Linked DNA regions of Homo sapiens: region 1 is linked to region 2. The links are chromatin loops, found by intact Hi-C in ENCODE. Cell type or tissue: IMR-90. All regions are shown on one strand. Each heading gives the region's core, and the rest is flanking DNA. Links, peaks and the distances in the headings are about the cores only. Region 1 overlaps WASF3 (WASP family member 3). Region 2 overlaps WASF3 (WASP family member 3).

Region 1 (11,567 bases), core at 2,208-10,207, 80 kb before region 2:
ATCAATTTTAAGAAGTTAGAAAGGAACAGCATACTAAACCCAGAGGAAGTAGATAGACATTAAACGAGGAGAAATTGATAGAATAGAAAATAAATATACAGTAGAGAACATCTGCAGTACTAGTTTTATTGAAAAGATTGATGATATCAATCAATTTGGTGAGATTAATAAATTAAAATAAAAGACGGAAGGCACAGATAACAATGTCAGCCATGAAAAAGAGAACATCCTAAAATATCCTACAGGCGGTAAAGATTTTTAACAAGATATTCATTTATGCTAATACATTTTTAACTTTAGATTAAATGGACAAGTTTTTCCTTAAATGTGGTTTTGTTATTCATTTAAATTATACCTTGATCAGCCGGGCGCGGTGGCTCATGCCTTTAATCCCAGCACTTTGGGAGGCCAAGGTGGGCGGATCACTTGAGGTCAGGAGTTTGAGACCAGCCTGGCCAATGTGGTGAAACCCCATCTCTACTAAAATTACAAAAAAATTAGCCGGGTGTCGTGGCAGGCGCCTGTAATTCCAGCTACGTGGGAGGCTGAGGCAGGAGAATCGCTTGAACCTGGGAGGTGGAGGTTGCAGTGAGCTGAGATCCTGCCACTGCACTGCAGCCTGGGGGACAAGAGCAAAACTGCGTCTCAAAAAAACAAAAAATTACACCTTGATCATTTGTTTTAGGGTCCTTGTTGATTTGATTTTCTTTTTAACATAATCTAATACAAAACTACAAAAACCGTAGTTTCAGAGAAGTGTCACTCCCTCTCATATCCCTTTGACTGTGTCCTTTCTCCCTCTTGTAAATAACCAGCCTCACTTTTCTAGTTTCTTTTAAGACAGTATACATGTATGTTTTCTTATTTACCTTTTTTTCAAAAACAGAAGGTGGCATACTGTTTAAATTCTGTTGCACTTTGCTTTTTTTCACTTAAAATATACTCTAGAAATTAATTACTCTTTATCAGATTCCAGAGCTCTTCCTCATAATGTTATAGCTGTATAGTGCTGTTCACATAGTGTGAATATGATGCAGTTTCGTTACCAGTCTTCTGTGTTTGGACATTTAGGTAGCTTCCAATATTTTGCAATTACAGTACAAATAATGTGGCTATGAATAACCTTGTGTATGTATTTTTATATTGCAGGAGGTTTAATTTGGGAATAAAGTCCTCAAATTTGGATTTCTGGGTTGAAGGATAAATGTATATGTAATCTTGTTAGACGCTGCTGAATTCCCCTTCATAGAGATTGTACCATTTTGCATTACTCTGAGCAGTGTGTGAGTGCCCGTTTCTTTATAGCCTGCTAGTTAGAGGATATTGTGAAGCTTTCAAATTTTTGCCAATCTAATAGGTGAAAAATCTTTGTGTAGTTTAATTATATTTATTTTCTTTATTATGACTAAAGTTGAGGATCTTTTATGTTCAAGGGAAATTTTTATATTATTTTGAGAATTGTCTATTGCCCTTTTTTCTATAGAATTTTTGCACCTTTTCTGTTCATTTTTTAAAAGTTTTTCTTTGCCTTAGGAATAATATTCCTTTGATATATGTTACAATATTTCTCCTAGTTTTGACTTTTCTGATTTTTTTCCCCATGAAAATATCTTCATGTAGTCAGATTTATCAAGCTTTTCTTTAATTGAATTGGGCATGGGTTTTGAGTCAAGGTCAGATTATTTATAGAGGGATTCACCAATATTTTATTCTAGTACTTGAGTAGTTTTCATTTTTTACATTTAGATTTATGATACGCTACAAATTTATTCTGATATATATGGTGTGAGGAATAGATCTGATTTTGTCTTCTTCTGAATAGTGATTGAGTTGTACCAACACCATTTATAAAGTTCATCTTTACCCAGTTATTAGTGATGCCACCATTGCTGTATATTAGATTTCTGTATGTAGCTGGGTCTATTTTTGGGCGTTCCATTCCATTCTGTTGTTCTGTCTGTTCATATGCTATTCACACAATTTTAATCATGAGGCTTTGTTTTAATATTTGGAAAGGGCATTTCTCCCTCTTAGCTCCTCCCTTGCACATTTACTGAGCTGGTCTTTTGTGTTTGCTTTTCCACATGAACTTCAGCATCAATTTGTTGAGCTCCATTAAAAAGCTGTGTAATTTTTATTGGAATTGCTTTATATTTACAAATCAACTCTGACAACCTGATGAAGTTGTGATGTCTTAGCCAAGAACAGTCGAATGTTCGTCTGCTTTCATGTGCCTTTCAGATGTGTATAAATTTATAGATTTCTTTGTATAGGTTTTGAACATTTCTTATTGTTTATTCCTGAGTATTTTGTTGCTGTTATAAATGGGACTTTCTGTTCCATTTTACATTCTAACTGGTTATTCTTTGTGTATGTGAAGACTAGTTTGTTTACTTTATATCTTGCTACCTTGCTTAATTCTTTAATTGTTTGAGTTAATTTTGTCATTGATTCCTGGAGTTTTTCAGGTTTACTAACATGTCATCAACCACTAGAGAGTTGTTGTTCTTTTTTTCCATTGTTTGTGCCTTTAATTGTTTTCTGTTGTCTAATTGCCTTGGTGAATACCTTCAGAAAAATGTTAAATAGTGGAAAAGGTAGTGGGCATTCGTATCTGGTTCCTGACCTTAATGAGAATGTGTGTAGAATTTGCCCTTTAGGATGTTGGCACTTGCACTCACCGTGTGTATGTGCGTGCATGCACATGCTCTTACACTAATTCATTCTTGTTCTGTCTTAAGTTATGTTAAGAAAGTATGCGTCTACTCCTATTTATTCTATATATATATTAGGAATGAATACTGAATTTTGTTGAGGGCTTTTTTGGCCTCCTGTGGAGGCAATTATATGACTTTCTTGTTAGACTTATGAATATGGTGAATTATATTACTAGATTTCCTAATCGGAATCATTATTGCATTCCTGGTATAAACTCCTTTTTTGAGGTGGAGTTTTGCTCTGTCGCCCAGGCTGGAGTACAGTGGCACGATCTCGGCTCACTGCAACCTCGGCCTCCCAGATTCAAGCGATTCTGCCGAGTAGCTGAGACTATAGGCACGTACCACCATGCTGGGCTAATTTTTGTATTTTTAGTAGAGATGGGGTTTCACCATGTTGGCCAGGCTGATCATGAACTCCTGACTTCAAGTGATCCGCCTGCCTCAGCCTCCCAAAGTGCTGGGATTACAGGCGGGAGCCACCGCGCCTGGCCTGGTATAAACTCTTAATGTGGTGTTGGAGTCTGTTAATATTTTATTTCAGAATTTGGCATTAATATTCATATGTGATATTGGTTTGTAATGTTCCTATTTTGTGTGATCACAGTCAGGTTCAGTTATTAATATTACACTTGATTTATAAAAAAGGATTTGGCAATATTTTTTCATGTTTAAAAAAATTGATGTAATATTGGGATTATCTGGTTTGTATAGGTTTGATAGACTTGCCTCTTGATATCATCTGGGTTTTTTGGGGGAGGGTAGTTTGATAACTTTTTTCAGTTCTTCTATGGAATTTAGTTGGCCTAAGCTTTCTATCTCTATGGGTGTCCATTTGGGTAAACTCTGTTTTCCTATGAAATTATCCATTTCATCTAGGCTTTTAAATTCATTTCCATAGAGGTGTACAGAGTACTTTCCTGTGATTAATATATTTTATCTTTTTTGTATTTGTGCATTTGCTCATTTTTCCTTGATAAACTTAGATTGTGCTTTATTTCAGTTTTTTTTGAGGTAAAATATACATAACATTAAGTTTATGGTTTTAACCATTTTTAAGTGCACAGTTCATTTTATCCTTTGCTGTGCAGAAGCTTTTTAATTTGATGCAATCCCATTTGTTTATTTTTGCTTTTGTTTCCTTGATTACTACTTTAAATGTGTTCTATGGACTCTGATGTATAGGTTCTCATTATCTCTCAGAAATTCAGTCATTTGTTTGTATATCCCTTTTCACCCAAGAGTTGTATAAATTTTTAGGTGGAAAGGCTTTTTTGTTCTTAATTTCTAGTTTTATTTTCCTTGATTTAATTACTAGTATTATTATTTTTGTATATTTTACTGATATGAATACAGAAAAGTCTACATCAGAAGTATAGTTGAATTTTCACAAAATGAATTCATCCATGAAACCAGTACTCAGACCATTCCCAGAACTTCAGAAGGCCCTCACATTCCCTTCATCTCATGCCCACCCCTCTCCAAAGGTAACCACTAAGTTGACTTCTAATATTGAGTTTTGTCTGCTTTTGAACTTTACAGAAATAAATCATTATTATGTAGTTTTGTTTTTAAATCTTTCATTCAACAAGTTTTGTTAAATTCATCTGTTATTTTTGCTGTATAATTTTCCATTGTATAACTGTACCACTGTTCATTTGTCCACCTCTCCTTACAGTATTTGTATCATTTTCAGTGTTTTGTATTTCTAGTTTTGTTTTTGCACTGTGATCAGAGGATATTTTTTGTGATATTTCCATTTTATGAACATAGTAATGATTTCTTTGTGCCTTAACATATAATTTTCTGTGAGTGTTCAAGAAGCTATATTCTCTGTTACCAGAGTGGAGTGCTGTCTCTCTCTCTATATATACAGAACAACTACTTTGTTGGTTATATTGTTGAAATCATTTATATCTTTTTTTTCCTATGCTCTGCTTTGTATCAAGTAGTGTGTTTTATTTATGGTGTGTTTCTATTTATTTACTCTTGGATCAGGCATAATTTGTTATTTAGTTCATAGAGATTAATAATGTATTCTGCATTGTGAAATTAACTTTTAGTATTTAAAAGTAGTTAGGACTATTCAGATAACTTTTGTCTTGATTTTTTTTTTGTCTGATTATTTTTATTCACCTGGTAAATTTTTGTTCCTTTATTTTTAGCCTTTTTGAATCACTGCATTTTAAGTATGTCTTTTATATACAGCATAGTCTTTGCTTTCTAAGCAAATTTGAAAATATCTTTCTTTTAATAAGCAAGTTAAGCTGATTCATATTAATTGTTATAACTGATAGGTTTGTTCTCAGTTCTGTCATTGTGTTAAATTACTGTCTGTATTTTGGTATATTTACTCTGTTCATTTATTGTTTGATGTGTTTTTCTTAATTTAAAAAATTCTTTTGATATCAGGAAGGTGGGACTAAGTTTTTCTTCTAATAGTACCATTGAATTCGTACTTTTGTAGTACCTTAACCCCTTCTTTTTTTTTTTTTTGAGATGGAGTCTCGCTGTGTCACCCAGGCTGGAGTGCAGTGGTGCGATCTCGGCTCACTGCAAGCTGCACCTCCTGGGTTCACACCATTGTCCTGCCTCAGCCTCTGGAGTAGCTGGGACTACAGGCACCTGCCACCACGCCCGGCTAATTTTTTGTATTTTTACTAGAGACGGGGTTACACTGTGTTAGCCAGGATGGTCTCGATCTCCTGACCTTGTGATCCGCCCACCTTGGCCTCCCACAGCGCTGGGATTACAGGCGTGAGCCACCGTGCTTGGCCAACCCCTTCTTATTTTTAACCTATCTTTTTACTGTCTTGTATGCTACTTTTATAAGGCATCTTTTCCTTCTCATCTGTTCACGATACAATCACCTATGATTGTATGGCTTTTTTTTCTTTCCTTTTTCTCTTCCCTTTCCTCCCATTATTTCAGTTGCATTTTCAAATCTTTTCAGGACATATACAGTTTATGTATCATTTTTCTGTCTTGTTTTTATTCTTAGTTCTACAGTTAAATACATAAAATGCTTACTTTGTGACCAGTCCTTTTGCTTACGTTTCTTTAGTCATCCCTTGTTTAGATGGAGCTCAAGCCCGGATGTTCCATTGAATGTAATGTGTCAGTGTCTCTCCTGTGCATCTAGGATTCTATTAGTTGTATAATGTTCTTGGCAGAACTGAGAACATAGTTAGCCTGTGGTCCAGATGATGAACCTGGGTTGAGAAAGGGATTAGAACCCTCAGGAAAGATACATGTGTAAGTATTTTATGAGTTCTTGCTTGTTCAAAGTTTTTTTATTAGCCTCGTTAGTTGAAGGACAGGTAGGCTTGATATACAATCCTTTTTACTGAGCTTCTTTTCTTATTTTTAGTATTTATTTATTTGAGACAGGTTCTAGAATGATTTTCTACTAGTCTTGCTTTTTATGTTGCTTTGCTAAGTCTGATGCCAGGCTGATTCATTCTCTGATATCATTCTGTGATATCTTTTAGCATGGAGGCCTCGAAGATATCTTTCATATGCGTAAAGTCTAATAGTTTACTAGGTTACATTTTTGGGGTAGTTTGTTCTTGGTCAGTTTTCCCCAGTTGGCTCTTAAAATGTGTAGATTCAGGTCTTTTATTTTCAGGAAGTTTTTTTAGAGTATTATTTTAAATATTCTGTTTTAGTGTTTTGAATATCTTCTTCCAGAGTTTGATGTATATGTATCTTGGAGGTATATGTATTTCTAATTATATAAATATTTGACCCTCTTTGCCTAATTTGTTTTATTCACTTCAACTTTGACCCTTTATACTTCTTTTTAAATTTCACTTTCTTATGGTTGTTTTTCTACTTTTCCTCAATGCCCTTTGTAAAATTTTCATTTGAATCTATTATTCTCCCTTGGACATCTTAATTCCTTCTCTACTATGACTTTTTCTTTCTTTTGTTTCTTTCCTGGGTTCAAGCCACTCCTGTTTCATTACTTTCTTTTTTTTTCCTTTTCTATTTTTACTCTTCTTTGGGGTCTTGAACTGTAAGAGGTCCTGGAACATAAATTTGAGAATTGTTGCATCATACAGTAGTGGTTTACGTGGGGAATTTCAGAAGTACTGAGGCCTTTGACCTAGCCTCAGAAATTGCAGTGGTCTGAAGTGGTACGTGGGCTTTGAATATTTTAAATGATAGCCAGGAGATTGTAATGTTTAGGAACTTCACTGAGATATAGTTTGGAGTGTGGTACATCATGTGCTTATGTAACTTATGTACTTACTATCTCAAAAAAGGTCTAAGTCAGTGGTTCCCAAGTTTTCAGAGAAGAGTCATCTGAAGATCATATTCATTTTTCATAGTTTGTTGTTAGTATGTAGAATTACAGTTAACTTTAAAAATAACTTTATTGTGGAACAATAATAGACTCATTGGAAATGCAAAAATAGTTCACAGAGGTTCTATGTATTCTTTACCCAGCTTCCTCCAGTGGTAACATCCTACGTAACTATAGTATAATATCAAAACCGCCCTTTTGGCTCTCTGAGCAGCACCATGGCTGTTGGCAAGAACAAACGCCTTACGAAAGGAGGCAAAAAGGGAGCCAAGAAGAAAGTGGTTGATCCATTTTCTAAGAAAGAGTGGTATGATGTGAAAGCACCTTCTGTGTTCAATATAAGGAATATTGGAAAGATGCTAGTCACCAGGACCCAAGGAAACAAAATTGCATCTGATGGCCTCAAGGGTCATGTGTTTGAAGTGAGTCTTGCTGATTTGCAGAAAGATGAGATTGCATTTAGAAAATTCAAGCTGATTACTGAAGATGTTCAGGGCAAAAACTTCCTAACTTCCTTGGCATGGATCTTACCTGTGACAAAATGTGTTCCATGGTCAAAAAATGGCAGACAGTGATTAAAGCTCATGTTGATGTCAGGACTACCGATGGTTACTTGCTTTGTCTGTTCTGTGTTGGTTTTCCTAAAAACAATGTAACAATCCGATATGGAAAACCTTTTATGCTCAGCACCAACAGGTCCGCCAAATCCGGAAGAATATGATGGAAATCAAGACCCGGGAGGTGCAGAAAAATGACTTGAAAGAAGTGGTCAATAAATTGATTCCAGACAGCATTGGAAAAGACATAGAAAAGACTTGCCAATCCATTTATCCTCTCCATGATGTCTTCGTTAGAAAAGTAAAAATGCTGAAGAAGCCCAAGTTTGAATTGGGAAAACTCATGGAGCTTCATGGTGAAGGCAGTAGTTCTGGAAAAGCCACTGGGAGCAAGACAGGTGCTAAAGTTGAATGAGCTGATGGATATGAACCACCAGTCCAAGAATCTGTTTAAAGTTCAGACTTATAATAATGGCAAGTAAAAAGTCCTATTTGTGGAAAAAAAAAAATCAAAACCAGGAAATTGACATTGGTACAATCTGCAGACCTTATTCAGATTTCACTAGTTTATACATGCACTCAGTTGTGTGTTCTGTGCAATTTAATCATGTGTATAGGTTCATGTAATCACTACCACATCAAGTTACAGAACTGTTCCATCAGCACAGAGGAACTCCCTTAGGTTTCCTCTTTGTAGTCACTACAGTTGATTTCTTTATATTAATTTGTATCATGTGACTTTGTTGAATTTGTCTTTTAATTCTAGTAGTTTTATTGTGGATTCCTTAGACTTTTTTTTATGTATAGGATCATAAAATGTGGTAATCATGAAATTGACTAGCAAGACAATTTTACCTCTTTTCCAATCTAGATACTTTCTCCTCCTTTCCCCCCTTCTTTTCTTTCCTCCTGCCTTATTGCACTGGATAGAACTTCCTTTAGAATATTGCGTAGAAATTATAAGATTAGATATTCCTCCCTTGTTCCTGATTTCAGGGGGAAAGCATTCAGTCCTTCAACATTAAGTGTGATTTTAGTTGTTTTCTTGTAGACGACTTACCAGGTTGAAAAATTTTTCTTCTAAGTCTAGGAGTTTTTAATCACTGTGATAAGTTTAATAAAGTTGCTACCTTAGCATTCATTTTAGGCCTAACATAAATTGTTCGTAATTCAGTCATGCCCTGTCACCTTTGGCCTAGTTAGAACTTCCCCTCCCTGCAGTTGTTTGCAATATGGCCTACTTGTGCCTCATCTCACTGACCCAAAATGCAACACACCATGAGCTGCCGATCACAGTAAAACCTAATGGTCAGCCTCAGAAGTCATGTGAATAAGTTCCCATTCACATTTGTTTTCTTTAACCAATTCACAAGAAGGAAAGCATAAGGAATAATGTCCCTTAAAGGTGTAGTTCCACAGTTCTTCTTTCTCCCTCTCCCTCCTGCTCCTTCCCTCTCCTGTCTCAGGACCTCCTGTCTGTCTCTGTTTGGCACTCTAACCTCTCTGGGACCTATGAGTAATAAACTTCTTTCGTTTCATGTATTTTGCCTTAGCTTCCTCATTGTGTCTCCATTGAGACACACATACTGTATTGTTCTTGATATCATTTAACATCTTTTCTTTAACAAATCAACAGTCATGAATGGATATTGGATTTTGGGAAATGCTTTTTCTATTGAGATGATCATGTGATTTTGTCCTTTATGATAGTAGTTATTATATTGATTTTTGGAGATTAAGCTAACCTTATATTCTTGGGATACATTTCCTTTTTTTTTTTTTTTTTTTTTTTGTGGGTCAGGGTCTTGCTCTGTTGCACAGGCTGGAGAGCAGTGGTGCAATCATAGCTCACTGTAACCCCAAACTCCGGGCTCAGGTGAGCCTCCCACCTCAGCCTCCTGAGTAGCTTGGACTACTGGTGTGTGCCACTAGGACCAGCGAATTTTTTAAGTTTTTTTTTAAAGATGGGGTCTCACTATGCTGCTGAGGCTGGTCTTGAACCCCTGGCTTCAAGTGGTCCTCTTGCCTTAAGGAGAGAGAAACTAGATTAAAATACAAAAGTAAATACCCAAGCCTAGAGAAGGGGAAAGATAGTGATGACTATTATTAACAAATTAATTATAGTAATTATTATTTTTTGCTTACCATTAGTTAATTTTGGATAGCAGACACATACATTCAAATATTTTAATAGTCCATGAAATATATAGGTGGGTAGTCTGGTTCTAGACACATGTTAAGCTGAAGTGCCAAGGATAGGAAGTAAGGTTGAAAGTAGTGGCATTCTTTTACTGAAAAGACATTTACTTTTTGGGTTGTTTTGCAGGTATAATGGTATCTCATCTACATTGTCACTTTGCCTAGTTTACTATTTTGTTTTTTGTTTGTTTCAGTGAATTCCTGAAAGAGAAAAAATAAACAACATGATTCTCTCTGTAACAGCCCCCTGGACCCCCTCACCCAGTGTTCAGCATGATATAGACCCTTGTGTTTACCCTTTTTTTAAAACCAGGAAATGGCGCTCCTGGTGTTTGGTGTGAGCACTGATTATGCTTGGTCATCAGAAATGAATGAACTGGCAAGGGAAATGAATAAATGAGCTCAGAGAAAGCAAAACTGAATCATGCTGAAGATGCTTTCTAGGATGATTGTATTTCTGAAACCTTAAATCAAGCTTGTCCAACCTATGGCCCATGGGCTGCATGTGGCCCAGAATGGCTTTGAATGCAGCCCAACACAAATTTGTAAATTTTCTTAGAACATTACAAGATTTTTTTGTGATTTATTTATTATTTACTTATTTTTAGCTCATTAGCTGTCTTTAGTGTTAGTGTTAGTGTATTTTATGTGTGGCCCAAGACAATTCTTCTTCCAGTGTGGCCCAGGGAAGCCAAAAGATTGGACACCCCTGCCTTAGATATTGAAAATTAGAGGTGCCTGCATTTCCAGTAATTAAGACAATTCTTACTGTGCATTTTTTTGCTTTCCATTATCTTTCATTAAAAAAATCTCCAACTTTTACCTTTTAGAATATTAGGATAGAATCTTATTAATATGAATACGTCCAAAAGTTGGCTTTTGTGGTTTTCTTTTGTCAGAAGTGCTGTAGGATAATATAACTTAAAACACATACAGTTTTCTGCTTCTCTCAAGATGTTCAGTTGTTTTTCAGAAACACCTGAATGAATGGTGCTAAACTTTCCATGGGCTTTGTCTAAAACTCGACAAGCATTAGATTAATATTTCTTTTGTAGGTCCAATTAGCATTCAAATATTATTCCTGAAGTATTGGATTTCATATGTTATTTTTTGTTGCTTGTTGATATTTTGGTTTTATTTTGGGGGCTGCCTAATTCTCAGGTCAAATTATTTCTGGTAGTTTTGAAATTTCTTTTTTCTTTCTTTTTTTTTTTTTTTGAGACAGAGTTTTTGCTCTTGTTGCTCAGACTGGAGTGCGATGGCACGATCTCGGCTCACCTCAACCTCCGCCTCCCGGGTTCAAGCGATTCTTCTGCCTCAGCCTCCCGAGTAGCTGGGATTACAGGCGTGTGCCACCACACCCGGCTAATTTTATATTTTTAGTAGAGATGGAGTTTCTCCATGTTGGTCAGGTTGGTCTCGAGCTCCCGACCTCAGGTGATCTGCCCAGCTCGGCCTCCCAAAGTGTTGGGATTACAGGCGTGAGCCACTGCACCCAGCATAAATTTCTTTTTTTTTTTTTTTTAAGGCAAGGTCACACTCCTGTCACCCAAGCTGGGGTGCAGTGGTACAATCTTGGCTCACTGCAAGCTTGACTTCTGGGATCAGTTGATCCCCCCACCTCAGCCTCCTGAGTAGCTGGGATTACAGGCATGTACCACCATGCCTGGCTAATTTTTTGTATTTTTAGAAGAGATGGGGTTTTGCCATGTTGCCCAGGCTGGTCTTGAACTCTTGAGCTCAAGTGATCTGCCTGTCTTGGCCTCCCAAAATGCTGGGATTATA
Region 2 (11,567 bases), core at 1,286-9,285:
AAAGTGATTCACAAGAGAAAATGAATTTAGAAAGCAACAACAAAATTTTAGAGCATTCAAAATATGGGACCATATCAAATCGTCTGACACATACGTAATTGGAATCTCAGAACAAAAGGAGAAAAAGAGAAGGAATAGAGCAGAAGTAGTAATGGAAGATAAGTTTTGAATATTGATGATAGATATCAACTAACAGACACAAGAAACTCAGCAAATTCCTGAAAGTATAAAGAAAACCACGTCATAATAAAATTGCTAAGGAGGCCAAGGCAGGTGGATTACTTGAGGCCAGGAGTTCGAGAGCAGCCTCGCCAACATGATGAAACCCCAACTCTACTAAAAATACAAAAATTAGGCTGGTACAGTGGTGCATGCCTGTAGTCTCAGCTACTTGGGAGGCTGAGGCATGAGAATGGCTTGATCCTGGTGGCAGAAGTTATAGTGAGCTGAAATTGCACCACTGCACTCCATCATAGGCAACAGAGCAAGACTCTAAAAAAACACAAAAAACAAAAACCAAAAACCAAAAATTTTGCTAAAGGAACAGAGATGAAGAGAAAATCTTAAAAGAAGAAAGAGGAAAAATATACATCATGTAAAAGAAGGGAACAATGTTAAGGATGACAGCTGACTTGTCATCAGAAACATTGGACCAGAAAACAGTGGGTAAGTGCTAAAAGGAAGAAACTTGTCATTCTATAATTCTATAGTCAGTGAAAATATCTTTTAAAAATGAAAGACATTTTGTTCAGACAAAAGTCTCAGAGAATTAGTCCTCCAGCAACCTGTACTACAAAAAATTCTTAACGCTTCAGGGAAATGATACCATTTGGAAACCTGGATCTGCAAGGAGTCCAGACAAAGTAAATATGGGATTAAATAGAAAAGGTCATCAATAATTAGGTCTGTATCTGCTTAAAAGACTAGTAACTGTTTAAAATTTATGGCATTTATAATGTATGTGACAGTAAAATATGTGACAGTAAATGCTGAGTGTGAAAGTGATAAATAGACTTACACTGTTGTGTTTTACATTGTTTATGAAGTACTATGTTATTTGAAAGTAGAGATGAGTTAAGGGTACATAGTATAATTTCTAGTAACCATCAAGAATAACATAGATATCAAATGAAATCCTAAAATAATGATTTGATTATCCCAGAAGGCAAGAAAGGAAGAACAAAGGAAGAAGGAACAGAAGGGCCAAATGGAAAACAGTCAGATGATAGATTGAATCCTAACCACATCAATAATTTCTTTAAATAGAAACATTTTAAACTTCCTCTTAAAAGGCAGAGATTATCAGGTTAAATTAAAAAGTGAGACTAAAATACATGCATTTTGAGGATGAAGACACTGATTTAAGGAAAGTTAATGAAAAAATATGCCCTGCAAACACAAGTTATAAGAAAGCTGGTGTGGTTTTGTGAATGTCAGATAAAATAGAATATAAAACAGATAAGCCAGGACCTTTAATGGTGATAAAAGAGTCAAGAACACAGAGCTTTAAATGTATATGTACCTAACAAGAGGACTGCAAACTACATGGAATAAAAATAGAACTGAGGGGAGAAGTAGGCAAACTCAAAATCATAGTTGGAGATTTTAACAAGTACCGCTCAGTAATTGAAAGAACAAGTGGACAGAAAATGTGTAAGGATATAGGGGGTTTGAACAATATACCAGCCAGTCTGACTTAATTCATCTTTGTATACCAAACTCCCAAGTTGTAGAATACACATTCTTTTAATTTCCCGTGAAACATACACCAAAACGGGACATCTGGTAGGCCATAAAATAGTAAGTTTTAAAAGATTAATATACAGAGAGTGATGATAATGAGATAATTATAATCTTTTTAGATAATGCTCAAATATTGGAAAATCAAACAGTATTTAAAAAATAATCCTTGGGTCAAAGAAAAACTCAAAAGGGAAGTTAGAAACTATTGCTAACCATGTGGTAGTGAACACAAAATGCCATTGTATTTGTGGGATTTTGTTAAAGAAGTGTATAGAGAAAAATTTGTAGCTTTAAATGTTATGTTAGAAAAGAAGAAAGGTTTAAAATCATGAGCCCATGCCTTAGGTAGGGCCCTTGGTGTTGCTCAGCATTCCCGTTGTAATCTCTGTGTTAATTAATTTTTGTGCTCTTAGTTGCCTATTTCATATCTTTCCACCTCGCACCTCCCCACTCTGCTGATGACTGTGCTTCTTATTTCACTGGTAAAAGAAAAGCAATCAGAGCAGAAGTAAAGGTCTCCCTCTGACACATTGCACGCTGATAGGCTCTGCATCCACGTGTCCTGTTCACCCTCCCTTAAATGGATGGGCTGTTCATGCTCCTATCCATGCTGTCTCCTCCAACGGAGCACTGGATCCCATATCCTCAGGGTGCTTCCAGGATACATGTACCTTCTTTCTTCTCTGTATTATTTTTCCCCCTCTTTCTGTGTCATTCTCATCAAGTATAAATATGCAAAGAAGTCTCCCAATTTGAGTAAATTTCAGATCATCCTCTCCCTGTCATCCCATTTCTTGCTCCCACAGCAAGATTCCTTGAAGGATGTATTCATATCTCCATGGCCTCTATTTCCCACATTGTTTGTTGTCCCCATTGAGATTTCATCACACTCAACGCTTTTGAAACTGTGCTTATTGGCATGACCAGTGACTCGCATGCTGCTAAAATCCAGTGGCCAGGATCAGCCTTCTTACTTCATCTGTTACTGGCATGCGACTCACAGATAACTGTCTCCTCTGGAGAAACTCTCTTCACCTGCACAGTGGTCCGCCACCTCACTCTGGTGTTTTTCCTACCTCCCAAGCTGTGCTTTGTCTCCTCAGTGATCTTCCCCACTTGGCTCTTCTCTGCCTGTTCTCATTTACTAAGTGACCTCATCAGGTTCCATGGCTCAAAGTAACATCTTTATGCTGATGATGTTCAAATGTGTGTCTTCAGTTCTGACCTATCTCCTAGTTTCAAACTTATATACAACTGTACAACTGTCCACTCGGTGTCTTCACTTGGATTTCTAATAGGTATCTCTAATCCCACATGTCTAAAATTTCACTTATGATTTCTTTCTCTCTTTGCCAGCCATCCCCTATCTGTCTTAGCAAGTGGAAGCTCTCCTCTTACAGTGCTTTTGATTGTCTTCTTTCTCTCCTATCAGAGACATCCAGTCCAATAGTGAAATGACGTCAGTCATCTTCAAAATGTGTAGCAAGTCTGTATGCCTGTTAGCTGCCCTGATGTCACTATTCCGATCCAAGTCACTATGCCTCTTGCCTTCTGTTGGATTTCCAGTCACTCCCCACCGACCCCCGCCCCAACACAAAGGGAAGGGCATCTATTTCTCTGTCCTCTTCTTCTACCCTTTTCCCCATCACTCACTAGCCTTTAGCCACACTGGCTTCCTTGATGTTGCTGACATACACCAAGCACATATTTGTCTTCAGCCTGGAAGGTTCTTTCCCTAGATATTCATCTTCCCCCTCTTCAGTCACTTGATACCATCCTATCAGAGAGGGCTTTTGTGACCACTGAAATACCACCACCCACTTCCTTCCACTCTGTTCTCTATAAAAAATATTGCTTTATTTTCCCCATAGCACTTATTTTCACCAGACATATTGCTTGTTTATTGTCTGTTTTCCTCAACCATAATACACCCTTCATGAGAACAGGGGCTGTGTCCACAAGTATATTTCTTCAAGCAACAAGGACAAGGCCTGATACACAGTCGATGCTTGAATATTTGCTGAAAAAATGAATATGCTTAATAATCAATGTCTGTTATCTAAGTTCTTAAAATGCTTAGAATATTGTAAAGAAGTATTTTAAAAGTTCATTATAGTTAATTATGGTTGACTTTTCTTTCTGTTTTTCTTAATTTTTCAAATTTTCTATCATGAGCATGTGTTAGTTTTATAATCAGGACGGTAGCAGTAGAGTCTTTAATTGGACTTTGGGCCATTTTTCCTACCGTTTACTTTCCTGTATTTTCTGTATTTCTTACAATAAGCATGTGTTGCTTTTATAGGAGAAAAAATAGGTTTAAAAAAGAGGAAAAAACTTTAAGCCCAATATTATGACTTGTTATTTTATGGAATTCAATAGGAACTGACATTACAGATACTATAATAAAGTTTCTTTTTTAACTTTTCATTTTGAAATGATTTTAGACTTTAAAAAGACCAAAAACAGTACAAAGAATTTCCATAAACTTTCACCCAGATTTCCCAGATTTTGTTTTACATTTCTTCTTTTTCTCAGACTTCTCTTCCACTTTCCCACCATACAAATGCATGTATGCATATATATTAAAAATGATCTCTTTTTTGTCTCCTTTAATCTGAAATAGTTCCTCAGTCTTTCTGTGACTTTTATGACCTTGACACTTTTATGACCTTGACACTTTTATGACCTTGACACTTTAGAAGGGAAACAGCATTTATGTTATGGAATGTCCGTTGGTCTGGATTTTCTAATGTTTCCTCGTGACTGGATTTAAGATATTGAAAGAAATATCACACGGTGATGATGTGTTCTCCCCTGTGCGTTTCATTAGGAAGCTCATGTGTCTGCTTGTGTCATAACTGGTGGTATTGACTTTCATCAGTGGATTGATTACCCCAAGTTTCTGTAATGCAAAGATTTTTTTCCCTATGTGATTAAAAAGTGTCATATGGGGAGACACTTTGAGACTATATAAATGTTCTGTTTCCCATCCTTCTATGAACCCACTAGTCTCAGCATCCATTGATGATCCTTGACAGAAACAGTTGCTGTGGTGGTTGCAGAATGGTGATTTTTTTGTCATGCCATAATTTCTTCAACATTAGTTAGTAAGCATTCTGCTGCAAATGCTTTCATTTATTTCCCTATTTATTTACTTGCTCATTTATATCAGTATGGACTGATGGATTATTTTATTCTGTGGTTTATAATCCATTGACTTATTTTGATCCTTACGTTTTTCCACATTTGGCTGGTGGGAGCCCTTTCAGACAGGCTTCTGTGTCCTTTTGACATCTCCCCACCAATCTCGGAAGTAAAGTCCTTTGAGTACCTTACTCTTTCTAGCACAGCAATACATTCTAGGTTCATGTGGTTTTCTGCCCTCAGCCCTGGAGTCATTTTTCCAAGAAGCTTGATTCCTTTTAGTGGAGTACAAAAAGCCAAAATCTTGTCAAACCAAGATCTAGGTTCCAGTGTGTGTGCTAAAATTTATGAAAGCCCTAGTTATGACTGCTCTTTTGTTCCCCAGAAAGGACTCATACAAGATACCTTGATTGTTTCCAGTAAATCTTTACTTTTAAATACAGCTGAAAATCCACGTACAGTTTTTATGCTTTGGCAATTTAGAGGTGTGAGACAAAGTCAAAACATTAGTGATTTTCTTTATACTTTGTTTTCCAAAGTAAAAAAAAGTTTCTTTTAAGCTATTCGTGTCTTAAAACAACTGAGTAAAGTGTAGTTTCATAAACAAATGAAAACATTTACCTTTCTCTTTACCTAAACTCTCTTTACTTAAAACTCTCTTTACCTAAATTCTCTTTACCTGAAACTCTCCAGAATTTAGAAACTATTTATCAGTGGCTAAGGCCAAAATAATTGTCACTCAGTTACTAAAAATAATTCATTATTCAAAAAATAACATATAATTTCATGTCGTGACTGACCCCATATTACTAACAATCTGGCCAGCCTACAATAAATAACAAAATTGTTTTTCCCCCACCAAGAAACATGACTTCCTGGTAATAAACCTTCCCAATACTAAGAAATAAAAAAAAGTCTTATCATTCTAACCCAAACAAAAATTCATCGTCAATACTTCCATTAAAGTTTTTAATTTAAAAGTACAGTTAATATACAAATATATCCCAATTTTGTTAGTTATGTTTTCTCCGATCTGTAACTCACTTTCATGGTATTTAAAATTATTTATTTTAAATAAATACTACCATATATAATCTATAGTTCCTTGTAATAGTCCCATTAAAATAGATTAGGTACAGAAAAAGACTACATCAAGAAAAAAACGAGATCATACTAATTAAAGAAATAAATACAGTCCAAAACATGTTTTCTAATAAATAGACAAGTATACACCCCAAACCTGATACTCATTCCTTATGACTATGACAACTGTGACTAAAGACTATGGACTTTCCTAGAGAAGAGCCTTCCCAACTACATAATACAATCACTGCTGGTCTTGTATATACAACAGAGGGTTGAATTACGACCAGAAGGGGGAACTTGTGAGACAAAGTAACAAAAGTAAGAAGCCCTTTGCTTGTTCGCTTGGCTTGCCAGCAGAATTTCAACAAAATCCCTTGTCAACAAAACTTCACAAAGTGCCTGACTCAAGGACTGAGAGCAGCCCTCTGGAAGAATGCCCTAAAGATGATACACGGGGTAGAGCGCAGGTTCTAAATCACTGCATTTTCCAAATACAGAAGATAATGTCTAAGGATTTTGCTTTTATCATCTGTAACCAGATGTATCCTCACATTTTACTCTATTGTAACTTGTATTAGGTTGGTGCAAAAGTATCTAATGTTACTTCTAAACACATTTGATGTACCTGCTAGACACAGGCAGGGCCGCCATCACTTATATATAAACTGTGGGCCAAAATACTACTTTAAAATAGTATAACAACTCTTGAGAAGCCTCTCCCGGGTTACATTCCTCAGTAAGACTTACAAATAAAGCTAACTTTAATTCTTCAAAAGCCTGATTTTTCTTTAGTTAACAGAGGCATTTATCTCAACCTGATGTATTTGGACATGAGTTCATGTGGTACTAATAAGTCCAGAAGTGGAACCTTTGTCAACAAAGAATGAATAAATTGCATTTACCTCAATGTGCTCCATAATTCAGAATTAGTTTAGCTATTAATGGACTTGCTATTGAAAGAGTGAGTAGAATTCAGCTTTTCAAATCATTTGCTGTTTGCAAAACTGAAGATTGTAATTATAACACTATTCTTATTCATCAGAAAATATAGCTCTTTCCATTTTTTTCTCTTCAGACACTTGTCAGCTTTCAGCAGCTGGCAAAATATTAATTATGCAAGTCTCTAAATTTTATGTCCCTTTATAAATTGAGAACTTCTGAGTGGAAATGTAGTATCAGTTGCATGTTTTTCAAATAGGGTTAGGCATCGGACCTAGAAGCAAATGTTGCTTGTCCTTTTCTGCTTATGCAGCATCGAGCTGAGAGTACATGATGTTGTTCTCAACAATAGTTGGTGTGCTTTGAGAGTATTGCTGTCACTTTTGCAAGAGGCTATTGTGTATACACTCCCATAGTCTTGGTGTATATGCTGTCCCTATTAATTAGTTTTCTGTACAGCCGAAGGGGATGGGATGGGAGCTTTTAAAGTTGGACTGGAGTATGTGTGTATATATAAATTTATTTTAAACTATGAATGGTCAAGCAGAAACACAATAATTGGTTTCATTTTGTGACTATGTCAGACATTCAGAAATAAAGAACTGATAGACTTGAATATGAAGCATTTGGAACGTGGTGCTCATCTACAAAACACCCAGCATTTCACCAAATGGATTCTATAAAACAGTAGTTCTGAAAGATGTTATTAGGCGTTTCCAGGCCCAGTCACTATGAGAACATGATATGTTAGATGCTTCTCTTGCAGATTGCCAGTGCACATTAGCTTATTAATGACTTTAAGACACCCCAAGGCATAGAAACATGTTTAATCCTTCTAGCTCCTCATTGCCCAGCCTGCCTTGAGCAGGAAGCATTTGTTGGCTTTGTGCTTGTTAACAAGAAACACTGGCATAGATCATGTGTTTTTCATTCAGCTGATAGTTGTTGAGCACTGGCTGAGCACAAGCAGTGCAGAGGTGAAAGGCAGAACTCCAACTCTCCTAGAGCTTAGATGAATGAAGGCAAGATTAGAGTTCCCTGACGAGTCCTGTGATCCAGGTCAGCTTAGGGCATTGTGGAGCACAGAGGGGGTCAAATGCTCTTACAGAGCCCAGTCTACATCCTGAGTTAGCCAGGACTCAGTTCTTATGTTTTTGTTCACTTATTCCGAAATCTTTTCTGAGTACCTACTATAAGCCAGGCATGCTCTAGACATTGGAGACTGATATAGCAGTACACAGAGCTAAGGGGAATCCTTGTCTTTGTGGATCATATGTTCTAGTGGTGGGAGACAGATGAGAAACAAGATGAATACATACAAGTGCATAATTTATTACTTGGTGATTAGTGCTAGTCAGGAAAATACAGCAGAGCAGGGATAAGAGGGGTGTGTGATCACATGTGTGATGAGGTGATGGCATTTAGCCAGGGCTGCTAGGAAAGCCTCACTTAGAAGGTGACATTTGGGTGTAGAGCTAGAGGAAGTGAGGGAGCAAACCATGTGAGTTTCTGGAGCAGAAGTGGTCTACGCAGAAGGAACTGGAAATGCAAAGGCCTGGGGAGAAGGGGGATGCTTGGGTATGTCTGAGAAACAGTGAGGAAGCCAGGGTAGTTGGAGTGGGACATACAAGCGAGAGGTTAATAGGAGATGAGGCCCAAAGGTGAACGGAGCTAGGTCGTGTAGGAGCTTATAAGTGGTCATCTGGCCTTTAGCTTTTATTCTGAGTGAATTGGCAAGGCATGGAATGGATTTGAACACTCAGAGGAGTAACAGGATCTGAGACTGGTTTGGACAAGATGACTGGGGCTGCTCGGTTGAGAGTGAACTGAGCAGGGGCGTGGATGGAGGCAAGGTTGCTGGAAGACCAATCCCTTGGCGGTTAGGGAGGTCGAGGTGAGTGGTGATTATGCCTTGGGACAGGGTAGGATCAGGGCAGGTGGTGCGTGCAGAGCAGTCAGACCCTGGATATATTCTGAAAATGGATGTGTATGACAGTTTGCTGGAGAGCCAGTGTGGAGTGTGAGTGATTGAGAGATGGCAAGGATGACCCTAAAGTCTGTGACTGGAGCAACGGGAAGAATGGAGCTGGCTCTTCCAAGAGGGGAAGATGGGAGAGAAGCAGGCTTATGAGGGGGTATTAGGACTCCATTCAGGGCAAGTTATGTTTCAGTTATTAGACACCCAGTGATGCTGTCAGTAAGGAGTTTGATACATGCATCAGGATCTCAGGAAGAGGCCCATCTGGAGGTAGAAATTTAGGAATCATCAGCATAGAGGAAGTGTTTACAGCCATTAGACCGGATGAGATGCCTAAATGAATGTTGATGGAAAAGAGAAGAGGTTGGAATATTTAACACAGATCTTTTTTTCTGTGTCAGTAGCTTTTAAAAGTGGAGTTTTTGGAAATATTAAAACACTAGGTTTAGAAGCAGAAGTAATTAGCTTTTGTTTTTTGTTTGGTTTTTTTTTTTTTTTTTTTTTTTTTTTTTTTTTTTAGCAAAAAGAACTTTTGTTAAATAAAAAGAAAAAGCCAAGACCTCGAGCCCTGGACTCCTGTGGAATTTTGAGTCTGGGGAGGGAGGAAGCAGCAGAGGGAGCAGAGGGCCCACGAGGCAGGAGGGCACCTGCAGGCTCTTGGCAGGCAGGCTTGGCCTGGGCATCATGGTCAGCACTGGGCCATGCCAGAGAGAGGCCGGATGGATGAGGCCTGAGAACTGGCCCTTGACTTAGCAGGGAGAAATGGTCTGCTGAGTTGGGTCAGCCCTTTCATAGAGTGATAGGGCAAAAACAGGACTGGCGTGGGGTTGGGCAGAATGGGGAAAGGGGCGAGGACAGAGCAGCATGGGGTACTCTGGGGAAGCTTTGCTGCGAAGGGAGGAGAGTAAGAGTGTAGGGTGAGGAGCAGGGGAAGAGGGAGGGTTTTTCAGTGCAGAATTCTAGATTTTTATGATTTTCTTCTCCAGGTTTTTAAAAAAAACTGTGATAAAATTTACATAACATTAAATTTACCTTAACAGTTTTTAAGTGGACAGTCCAGTAGCGTCTTTGTGTGTTGCTGTAAAGGCTGGGTAACTTAGAAAGAAAAGAAGTTTATTTAGCTGATGATTGTGCAGGCTGTACAAGAAGCATAGCACGAGCATCTGCTTCTGGTGAGGCCTCAGAAAGTTTCCGCTCATGAAGGAAGGTGAAGGGGAGCTGTGTGTGCAGAGGTCACATGGAGAGAGAGAGGAAACAAGGAGTGGGAGGTGCCGCCAGGCTCTTTTTAACAGCCAGCTCTCACAGGAACTACTAGAGCAAAAACTCGCTCACCCAGGGAGGGCATTAGTCTATTCACGAGGGATCCACCCTTGTGATCCAAACAAATTCTATCATGTCCCACCTCCAACATTGGGGATCACATTTCAACATGAGATTTGGAGGCAACCAGCATCCACGCTGTAGCAAGTAATGTTAACCACTGTGTACACATGGCTGTGCAGCAGATCTCCAGAATGTTGTCATCCTGCAGAAGCAAAACTCTGCGCTCGTTACAGAACTCCCCATTTCCCTCTTCCTCTGACCCCTGGCAACCACCATTCTCCTGTCTCTATGAAATGGACTACTTTACATGCCTCATATAAGTGGAATCGTACAGTATTTGTCTTTTGTGACTGATTAATTTTGCTTAGCCTAATGTCATCCTCAAGGTTCATCCATGTTGTAGCATGTGTCAGAATTTCCTTCCTTTAAAGGCTGAATAATACTCCATTGTATGTGTGTACCACATTTTGTTTATCCGTTCATGTATTGCTGGACACTCAGGTTCTTCCACCTCTGCTACTGTGAATAGTGCTTCTGTGAACATAGGTATGCAAATGTCTCTTCACATCCTTGCTTGCACTTCTTTACGGGTATATACTCAAGTAGAGTTGCTGGGTCATATGTTTAATTTTGGGGGGAACCACCACACAGTTTTCCACAGCAGTTGTACCATTGTACATTCTCACCAACAGCGCACAGGGTTCCAATTTCTCCACATTCTTACCAACACTTTTCTGCGTTTTTGTTTTTGTTTTTTAAATAGTAGCATCCTAATGGGTATGAGAGGTGGTGGTGAGAGGGATTTCAGTCATTCTTAAAACTGTTAAAATGATTGAAATCATGGCAGATTTGTAAGAGGAGAAATGGTAGGTAAAGCACTTGGGCTTTGGTCTGCCCCTGTGAGTGCTCAGGAGTGTCAGTCAGCTACTACTGTGAGGAAGGGGGTGCCCATGCCTGAGGCAGAGGGAGCAGAGCAGCTGTGCAGAAGCACAGAGTGTGAGGAAGTGGGAGAGTGTGGGGCTGCAAGTAGTGCATTCTGGCTGGAGCACCAGGCAAGGGCAGAAATGAGGTGCGGCCAGTTAGAAAGGCTACTATTAAAAAGTCAAAAAATAACAGATGTTGGCAATGCTGCAGAGAAAAGGGAATGCTTACTTACTGTAAACATGGTGGGAATGTAAATTAGTTCAGCCACTGTGGAAAGGAGTTTGGAGATTTCTCAAAGAACTTAAAACAGAACTACCATTCCGTCCAGCAATTCCATTACTGGGCATAGACCCAAAGGAAAATGGATCATTTTACCAAAAAGACACATGCACTTGTATGTTCATCACAGTGCTGTTTGCAGTAAGAAAGA

Evidence for each region. Peaks named below come from ENCODE experiments on the same cell type or tissue, not always from the same donor. Only the 100,000 strongest peaks of a DNase experiment are listed, where the experiment ranks them.
Region 1: it touches region 2 in a loop (2.0-fold over the local background); 1 of 110 quality-filtered maps calls a loop at or near these places.

The regions. Positions count from the first base shown.
Region 1 is chr13:26,569,642-26,581,208 of GRCh38, forward strand. All of the region lies in intron 1 of WASF3 (WASP family member 3), which reads left to right. It also overlaps the pseudogene RPS3AP44. Among named protein-coding and RNA genes, the nearest start is that of WASF3, 18 kb to the left of the region's middle. In IMR-90, for the core only: no CTCF peak of the experiment used is centred there; a DNase peak (open chromatin) is centred at 5,810; H3K27ac peaks cover 336 bases.
Region 2 is chr13:26,650,822-26,662,388 of GRCh38, forward strand. All of the region lies in intron 3 of WASF3 (WASP family member 3), which reads left to right. Among named protein-coding and RNA genes, the nearest start is that of WASF3, 99 kb to the left of the region's middle. RefSeq lists an enhancer at 7,636-8,230. In IMR-90, for the core only: a CTCF peak has its summit at 6,267 (motif pointing right); DNase peaks (open chromatin) are centred at 2,680 and 6,260.